Linked DNA regions of Homo sapiens: region 2 is linked to region 1. Evidence: chromatin contacts called from ENCODE Hi-C or POLR2A ChIA-PET data. All regions are on one chromosome and are shown on one strand. The core of a region is the stretch at or near the end of the contact, and the rest is flanking DNA. Distances in the headings are between cores, read along the strand shown.

What was found. A loop is a pair of places that touch in the nucleus more often than their neighbours do. ChIA-PET counts read pairs that join two places held with the same protein, here RNA polymerase II (POLR2A). Pooled maps may share reads with other maps.
Region 2: a loop to region 1 is called in a pooled map, with 12 times the contacts of the local background. The contact joins the promoter of AURKAIP1 here to the promoter of SKI in region 1. A Hi-C loop is called at or near these places in 5 of 50 pooled maps. POLR2A ChIA-PET finds 5 or more read pairs at or near these places in 2 of 52 experiments (HEK293 and naive thymus-derived CD8-positive, alpha-beta T cell).

What each region holds. Positions count from the first base shown.
Region 1 is chr1:2,226,262-2,230,298 of GRCh38, reverse strand. It overlaps SKI (SKI proto-oncogene), which reads right to left and starts at 1,980. Exons shown (of 7, transcript NM_003036.4): 1 at 564-1,980. The coding sequence starts at 1,532. RefSeq lists a silencer at 2,150-2,919 and an enhancer at 3,239-4,037.
Region 2 is chr1:1,373,098-1,377,134 of GRCh38, reverse strand. It overlaps AURKAIP1 (aurora kinase A interacting protein 1), which reads left to right and starts at 1,928. Exons shown (of 4, transcript NM_017900.3): 1 at 1,928-1,981; 2 at 2,345-2,430; 3 at 2,690-3,135; 4 at 3,233-3,399. The coding sequence starts at 2,379. The coding sequence ends at 3,334. RefSeq lists silencers at 1,938-2,117, 2,138-2,187 and an enhancer at 1,237-2,142.

The DNA.
Region 1 (4,037 bases), core at 731-3,230:
TCCCAAAACTTCAAGGCACCAAACAGGGAGCGGGAGCCAGTAACAAAACCAGGCCTCGCCTCACCCAAGCTCTGTCTCCTGGGGCCCAAAGGCAGGCAGCCCTCCGTCTTCGAGGCTGGGTGCCTTCGGGGCGAGGACAGCCACCTTCACCCCAACCCCAAGAAAGACCTGGGCCTGAGGCATCCGGGCCGTGGCCCAGCTGGACCTAACTTCCCTGACCTGGGGCAGGCCGCTTTCTCGGGAGCATGAGGCCTGTGCCTTCCTATCTGGGCAATGCCTGTGGGCCTGCGGGCCTTCCCCACACACCAGGCCTGGCCCCCCACCCCACCGCCACAGCCCGCACTCCAGGCTCGTCCTGGGGAACGGGCAGGAGGGCCTTCCTACCAAACTCTCTGGCCCTGCCAGTCGGAACACTCTGAATTTCCCTAAAACAAAGCGAAGACTGGAGACATGGGGCACGGCAGAAGCACAGGTCCCAGCCTTCGGAGACCAGAGCCTGTAGTCCAGAAGGGGCCCCCACCCCAAGCGCATCCTCCCCAGCTCCCAGGCCTGGGGCCACTCACCCGGGGCACCCGCCGCTTGTACTTGTTGCCATAGTCGAATTTCTCCTTCACGTCGTCCAGGCAGCGGCCGAGGCGCGCCTGCTCCTCCTTGCCCGTGTAATCCTGGCTCAGCAGGATGTAGGCCCGCCAGTTGGCCGAGTCGAAGCCCCAGTGGCAGGTCCGGTTCTCCAGGGCCTTGTGCGAGTGCACCACGAACTTGTGCGGCGGGTACATGAGGCGGCAGTCCAGGCACTGGATGCAGGCGGCGCTCGGGCTGCTGTAGAGCTCGGGCACCAGCAGCCCCTTACACTTGCCGAAGCACTCGTGGTACACGCGGACGCTGCGCTCGCTGAGCTCCAGGCCCAGCGCCAGGCTGGCGGCCAGCTCCTTCTTGCAGGGCGGCGGGTAGGCGCCGCCGTAGAGCAGCGCGTTGCACAGGCGCTCGGCGTCCGTCTTGGTGATGAGCCCGCACGAGGGCGCCGAGAAGGGCAGGATGCCCATGACTTTGAGGATCTCCAGCTGGTCGGCCGTGCAGCGCGAGCAGTAGATGTGGAGCTCGTCGCACACCGCGTTGATCTGCTGCAGCGAGAAGTCGCGCAGCACCGAGTTGAGAATCTGCGGCAGACACAGGCGCTTCTCGCCTCCCACCACGAAGCACGAGATGGTCTCGCCTTCCAGTACGGTCTCGCAGCGCTCGGTGGAGCGGTCGGACGGCATGAAGAAGGGCCCGGGCAGCACGGGCGGCGGCGGCTGGATGGCGGGCAGGTGCAGCACGGGCGGCGGCTCGGTGGCTGCGGGCACCGGCGCCGGCACCGCGGCCGCGCCCGCCTCCTTGGCGCTCTCCTTCTTGTAGGCCTCCTGCGCCCAGCGCGCCGAGAAAGCGGCCGGGCCGCCCAGCGAGCTCATGGAGCTCAGGTGGAACTGCTCCAGCGTCTTCTGCAGCCCCGGGTGCGGCTGGAAACAGCCGCGGCCGCCTGCCGCCGCCTCCATGGTGCGCTCCGGCTCCCCCGGCCGCTCCCGCTCCCGCGCGCCCGGGCCCCCCCGGCCCCCGCCGCCGCCCCGCGCGCCCCGGCGGCGCCCGCGGCCCCGACCCCGGCCGCCCCCCGCCGCCGGCTCACGGCCGATCACGGCCGCGGCCTCGCCCGGGGGCGCGAAGGGGAAGGCGGGCGGGGCGAAGGGGTCCCGCCGCTGGAGCCCGCCGCCGCCCGGGCCCGGCGCCACATCCACGCGCCCCGCGCCGCGCCCGCCGCCGCCCGGGCCCCCCGCGCGTCCCCCGCGCGCCCCCCGGGCTCTAGGCGCGGGGCATGCCCCGGCGCGCGCCGCCAACGCCAACGCCAACGCTCGCGGGCCCGGGGCTCGCGGGGGGCGCGCGGGCAGGTGCCGGCGCCGCGAGGCGCGAATCGCCGCGGCGGCCGAGGCCGAGGGGCCCGGGAGGAGCGGGGGCGCGGGCGCGGGGCCCGCCGGGCCGTCCTCGCGCGGCGCGCCGCCGCCGCCCCGCTCCTCCCACCGCGAGGCGCCCGCCCGGCTCGTCCCGGCGGCGCTGGCCGGCCGCGTCGCGCCCGCCGCCGGCCCCCGGCCCGCCCGCCCGCCGGCTCCGCGGCCCGCCCGCCCGGCTTCCGGGGCGGCGGAGGCGCCTCTCGCCCGCGGCCCTCAGAGCGCGGCGGCGGCGCGGGGCTCGGGGCGCTCGGCGCACATCCTCCCGGCGGCTCGCTCCGGCTCGGACTGAGCGCCCGGCGCTGAGCTCACGCCGCCGCCGCGCCGCCCCGCCCCGCGCCGCCCGCTCCGCCCCGCGCCGGCCCCGCCCCCCGCGCTGTTTGTTGCCGTGCGTCCGCCTCAGCCCTAGCGCTGGCCAAGAATGTGACCCGCTCCCCAGCCGGGCTCTTCCAGGAACGCGCGCTCCCCGCCCGGACTCGGCCGCGCTCGGCTCCGCTCGCCCGGGACTCGGCCACGCTCGGACCCGCCCTGCCATGACTCGGCTCCGCTCGGCCGGGACTCGGCTACGCTCGGCCATGCTCGACTCCGCTCGGCCCCGCTCGGCCCCGCCCGCCGAGGGCCGCTGGGCGCGGGCGGAGGCGGAGGCGGCGGTGGCGCCCGGGGCCCCCCTTCCGGCCGAGGCCGCTTCCTGCGCCGCTGGGAAGGCGCCCGTCTCGCCGCCGTCGGGGCCCAGAAACCCACAGGCCCCCGCCACGACCGCAAACCAGCTGGGGGCGGCCGGGGGGCCACGCCACGCACCCGGGGTTCTCCCAGGGTGGGACACCACACAGCGGGGAGGCCCCGGACGCCTCTGGGGTCCCACACACTACCGGGACGCCACACGGTGACCTGGGGTCCCACACACGAGGGGGACAGCGGCCACGCCCAGGGACCCTGCGCCGAGACGGGCACCGCGTCGCGTGACCCTGGCGGCGCAGCCCGGCGGCCCCCGCTGCGCCGTGGCCGGTGGCTCGGTGGCCGAGTGTCCGCGGCTCCCGGCCGCGCCGGCCCCGCCCCGCCCGCCGGCCCCTGGCGGAGTGTCCCTGCTGCGCGGGCCGGGGGCTTCGGGCCTGGGAGGGGCGGCGCCCGGTGCCCCAGACGCAGCCGGTCTGCCAGCCACTCCTGCCAGGTGGCTTATCAGGACTTCGGCCCCGCGGGGCCCGGCGTTCGGGCCGGCGAGACCCCTGACCTCCGCCCCGGGGCCGTGGAGCGCTGAGACGTCTTTCGGGGTCGGATCGGCCGGCCCTCCACGCCTGGCCACGCAGTGGGAGAGACTCAAGCCTTGGCAGGGCGGGGAGCGGGAAGCCCGGGGCCCCGAAGTTGGACAGTCGGCCGGGTGGTCTCCAGGGGAGGCAGCTTCCAGCGAGGCCTGCGGGCGCAGGGACGCAATGGTGTGTTTGGGGAGGGGCAGGGCTCGGTCTGTGCTCGCCTGAGGCGGAGGGACATGCCCCACGGGCCGGGGGTGCCCAAGCTGGCCTGGGTGCTGGGCGGAGGCGAGAGGGCCACGCCGCTGCAACCTGAGTGACCTTCAGCTGGGACCTCCTGCCCCTCACTTCCCCAGTGGAGGCTGGAACCTGCCTCAAACCAGCACTCCTGGGCGCAGTTCCTATCCTGGGGGAGCCGGCCCGGAGTCCCTGTGCAGGTCTTGGCCGGACCTGCGGCAGGGCAGGTGTCTAGAGAGGCAGCCAGGACCTACCTGTAGGTGACCCCAGGGCGGCTCCATACTCCCTCTCTCCGCTGCCTTGGGGGTTGTCTCCTTGTCCTCACACTCCACACTGTCCCCCGACTCTTCCCATTCACTCCGTTGGCCCCCACAATTGGAGGCCAGGCTTTCTCTGTGTGTTCACACACCAGAAAGCTGGGTAAGAAGATCATTTCCTTAAAAGTGATATTTAACCCGGCAAGGTGGCTCACGCCTGTAATCCCAGCACTTTGGGAAGATAAGGCAGGCGCATCGCTTGAGCCCAGGAGTTCAAGACTAGCCTGGGCGATATAGTGAGACCCTGTCTACAAAAAATAATT
Region 2 (4,037 bases), core at 679-3,178, 850 kb after region 1:
CAGCTCATCTAGCTTGGCAGCTCTGCTCACACAAGCATCTGGCGCTTCCAACAAGTGTTCCTGCCACTCCTGTGGGCGGCAGCCAGTCAGGTCTGGCCCGGGCATTCATCGGGGTGGCCACTGTCTGCAAGCCTCCCGGGCCGGCTCCATGCAGCTCCTGTAGCTGAATGATAATTCCCCAGCCTTGTAGCAGCTGGGTCCTGCTCTAGCTGGGACCTTTCCCTTTTGGCCTGGAGCCTATTGGGTACAGGGACCCCAACAGAGTGGTCTTCCTCACTTCACCTCCCTGAAATTACTTCCTGAGAGGGGGAAGGACACCCTGGTTCATCCTGCTCCTCAAGACTTTCTCAGACTGAAATGTCCACATCCCGTTTCTTCTACCAGTCCCTAACTCAGGGGAGGTACTTATATCTGCACGTCAATGCCTCAGAAGCCTGAAGGCCAAGGTTGCCAGCCCAGGTTATTTCTGGTTCTCTGGTTCTTCTCAACATGCTCACCTGTTCTCTGATGGATTCTTTGCATCTCCCTGGACCCCAGCCGGGTGAAGACAAACACAGGGGCACCAAGGTGAGGGCTGCTCTGGAGGCACCAGTCTGCTCATTTACGGCCAAATCCACTAGGGGAAGCTGTGCAGCAGGGGTGAAGGGCGGGCCCGCAAATAACGTTCGTAAACCTTCCTGCTTGGAGTCCCAAGTAGCCCCTCTGAGGGGTAACGTAGAGTCATCTGGGGACCTCAGTTGTAGAGGTGGGCCTGGAGCCTGAACTTTATGTCCTCACACTGGCCTATCCTACCTGTCACTCACTGCTTAGCCAGGCTGGGCCCGGCAGATGACCTGGCCTTTCCACTTCCTGCTAAGCGTCCCTGGAAGACCCTCCTGCAAGGCAAGTCTCCGAGCAGGCCCAGCAGGCTCTGCTCCACACCCCTCTCCCACCAGGCGCCCCTGCAAGTCCATGCTGGGGTCTCTATATTAGCCAACCTCACGGAGGTCAAAGGGGCCTGTCTGGAGTAGAAAGGTGAAGCTACACGTTGGCAGCGCCTACTCTGGGGAGCATCATTAGGGGCTCAGCCAAACCCAATCCACCAGAGAGGCTGCTTTTAGTTCTCAGACAAAAAGTGTGAGTCTGATTTTTATTTTATTTATTTATTTATTTTTTTGAGACAGGATCTATGTCACCCAGACTGGAGTGCAGTGGTGCGATCTCGGCTCACCGCAACCTCTGCCTCCTGGGCGCAAGCGATTCTCTTGCCTCAGCCTCCCGAGTAGCTGGGATTACAGGCGCCTGCCACCACGCTAGGCTAATTTTTGTAGTTTTAGTAGAGACGGGGTTTCACCATGTTGGCCATGCTGGTCTCGAACTCCTGACCTCAGGTGATCCACCAGCCTCGGCCTCCCAAAGTGCTGGGATTACAGGCCTGAGCCACCGCGCCCAGCCTGCGTCTTATTTTTTTTTTTTTAACCCCAGGAATGAGGAGTCGGGGAGGCCCGGTACCGCAGGCTCAGTGCTTATTCCGGGTCCTTGGTCTCTAGCAAAAACGGGGGAAATAGCTCTAGACGCTTCCGCCTTCCACGTAACTCCACTTCCGTTGCCAGATACGTCACTTCCGTAGTCTTGAGCCCGCACTTCCGTCGGCCCGTTGGGAATCCGGCCCCTGGGTGGTCCGGAAACGATTCTGGACCTGCGGGTATATCCAGGGCCCGCACCCCCTGGGATTGTGGGAAATGTAGTTTTTTGCCTCCGTAAGGGACCAGGCGGAGCTGAGGAACCGCGCGAGGACTGGGACCGTGATTCCACTAACCGGAAACCGTCGCCTTTCGGGCCCGGCGGGGCCTGAGCCAATGCAGAATCGGGGGCCGCGAGGACGCCAGCGGGCGCTGTGCGTAGGAACCGCCGGGTGGCCGCTGCCGATCGGGGCCGACTTGGGGACGGACCGGAAGTGCCCGAGGGCGGCCGCAGAACGGTCAATTTGAGCCGCGTCGAGGTCGGGCTTGGGAAGGGTCAGCGGGAGGCCTGAGGGCGCCGGGCGCTGCGGCAGGCGGGCCCGGGGTCCAGCCGAGAGGGTCCGGGCGCCAGGCAACGCGATTCGCGCGGGGGTGAACCCGGGGAGGGGGCCGGCCTCCCCGTTCTGGGACCTTTCGGTGCGTCCGAGCGCGACACCGCCCGCGTCGGGGGCTTGGGAGCCTCGGGGCGCGAGCTGTGTTGGAAGCAAAGTCCTCCTTGTGGGTTGGGGTGGCGGAGGGAGAAGGGAAGCGAGGGTCGCGGCGGGACCAGACGCCCCAGTCCCGGCCCGCCCGCGACTACTGAAGGCGCTGCCGCCTGACCTGAACGGGCACTTGTGTTCCAGCTCCCCTGGGACCTGTGGCCGCCGCCCACAGACCATGCTCCTGGGGCGCCTGACTTCCCAGCTGTTGAGGGCCGTTCCTTGGGCAGGTAGGAAGCCGCGCGGGGGCGGATGGGAGGATGCACACCTGGTTAGGAGTGCGGGTCTCAGCAGCTCCGCTGGGGCAGGGCCGGTGGCCACACACACACTCTTTCCCCTCTAAGCTTCCGATGCTCACAGAGGGAACCTCAGGGGTTCAGGCCAGGAATGAGGTGCGGGGGATCCTCGCTGGGACGAACCTGCTGCTCCTCAACCCGACGGGCCTGTGTGGTCTCGCGAGCGGTGACCGTGGCGTCTGGTTTTCTGCAGGCGGCCGCCCGCCTTGGCCCGTCTCTGGAGTGCTGGGCAGCCGGGTCTGCGGGCCCCTTTACAGCACATCGCCGGCCGGCCCAGGTAGGGCGGCCTCTCTCCCTCGCAAGGGGGCCCAGCTGGAGCTGGAGGAGATGCTGGTCCCCAGGAAGATGTCCGTCAGCCCCCTGGAGAGCTGGCTCACGGCCCGCTGCTTCCTGCCCAGACTGGATACCGGGACCGCAGGGACTGTGGCTCCACCGCAATCCTACCAGTGTCCGCCCAGCCAGATAGGGGAAGGGGCCGAGCAGGGGGATGAAGGCGTCGCGGATGCGCCTCAAATTCAGTGCAAAAACGTGCTGAAGATCCGCCGGCGGAAGATGAACCACCACAAGTACCGGAAGCTGGTGAAGAAGACGCGGTTCCTGCGGAGGAAGGTCCAGGAGGGACGCCTGAGACGCAAGCAGGTGAGTGGCCCCCTGCTTGGCCCTGGGAGGGCAAAGTGCTGAGAACACGTTTCTTTGCCACGAATTACTTGGCGGTCCCTCTCTCTGCGTCTTGCAGATCAAGTTCGAGAAAGACCTGAGGCGCATCTGGCTGAAGGCGGGGCTAAAGGAAGCCCCCGAAGGCTGGCAGACCCCCAAGATCTACCTGCGGGGCAAATGAGTCTGGCGCCGCCCTTCCCGCCCGTTGCTGCTGTGATCCGTAGTAATAAATTCTCAGAGGACTCAGCCTTTCCTGCGGGTCTGGAGCTCCATTTGCCGGGTGTGAGGTCTCTCAGGATTGAGGCTGCTGCCAGTCCCAGGTGTTGCAGAAGACCCGGGCAGCAGGGTGGCAGATTGGCCGTCCCTCTCTCTAGCTGGCTCTTGGCCGCCGTCCAGAGGGTGCTGGGCCTGTAGGAGCCCCAGCCTCGCTGTGAGCAAATGTGTGCTGTGTGCAGTTCAGGCTAGGTGCTGTGGGATCACTGTGAACAGATCCCACAGCCCCTCCCTGAGCACCACATTCCCTGGGGAGGCCGACCCGGATGGCAGAAGTACAGGGGGACAGGACTGGGGTTTAGGGAGCACCCGGAATGCACGGGGTGATTCAGGTGTATTTCATGAGTGGAGGGTCGGGGAGGGCCTCATTGGGAAGGCAGGAAAGGTTCTGGTACCACTGGCAGTGGTGGATGGTGCCCGCCAGGCTCCGTGGACGTGATCCTCCAGTGGCCCTCCAAGCTTTCCGGCTACAGGGCCAGGGTGTTGGCCTTCCCAGGCATGTCTGCCATCTCCTGGGGCCCTGAGTGGACGTGGGGACTAAGCAGGAAGAGTTGTCCCAGAAGGGGTTCGGGGCTGGGGGGTGGCTGAGGAAAGGGTCTCGTTTACAGGGC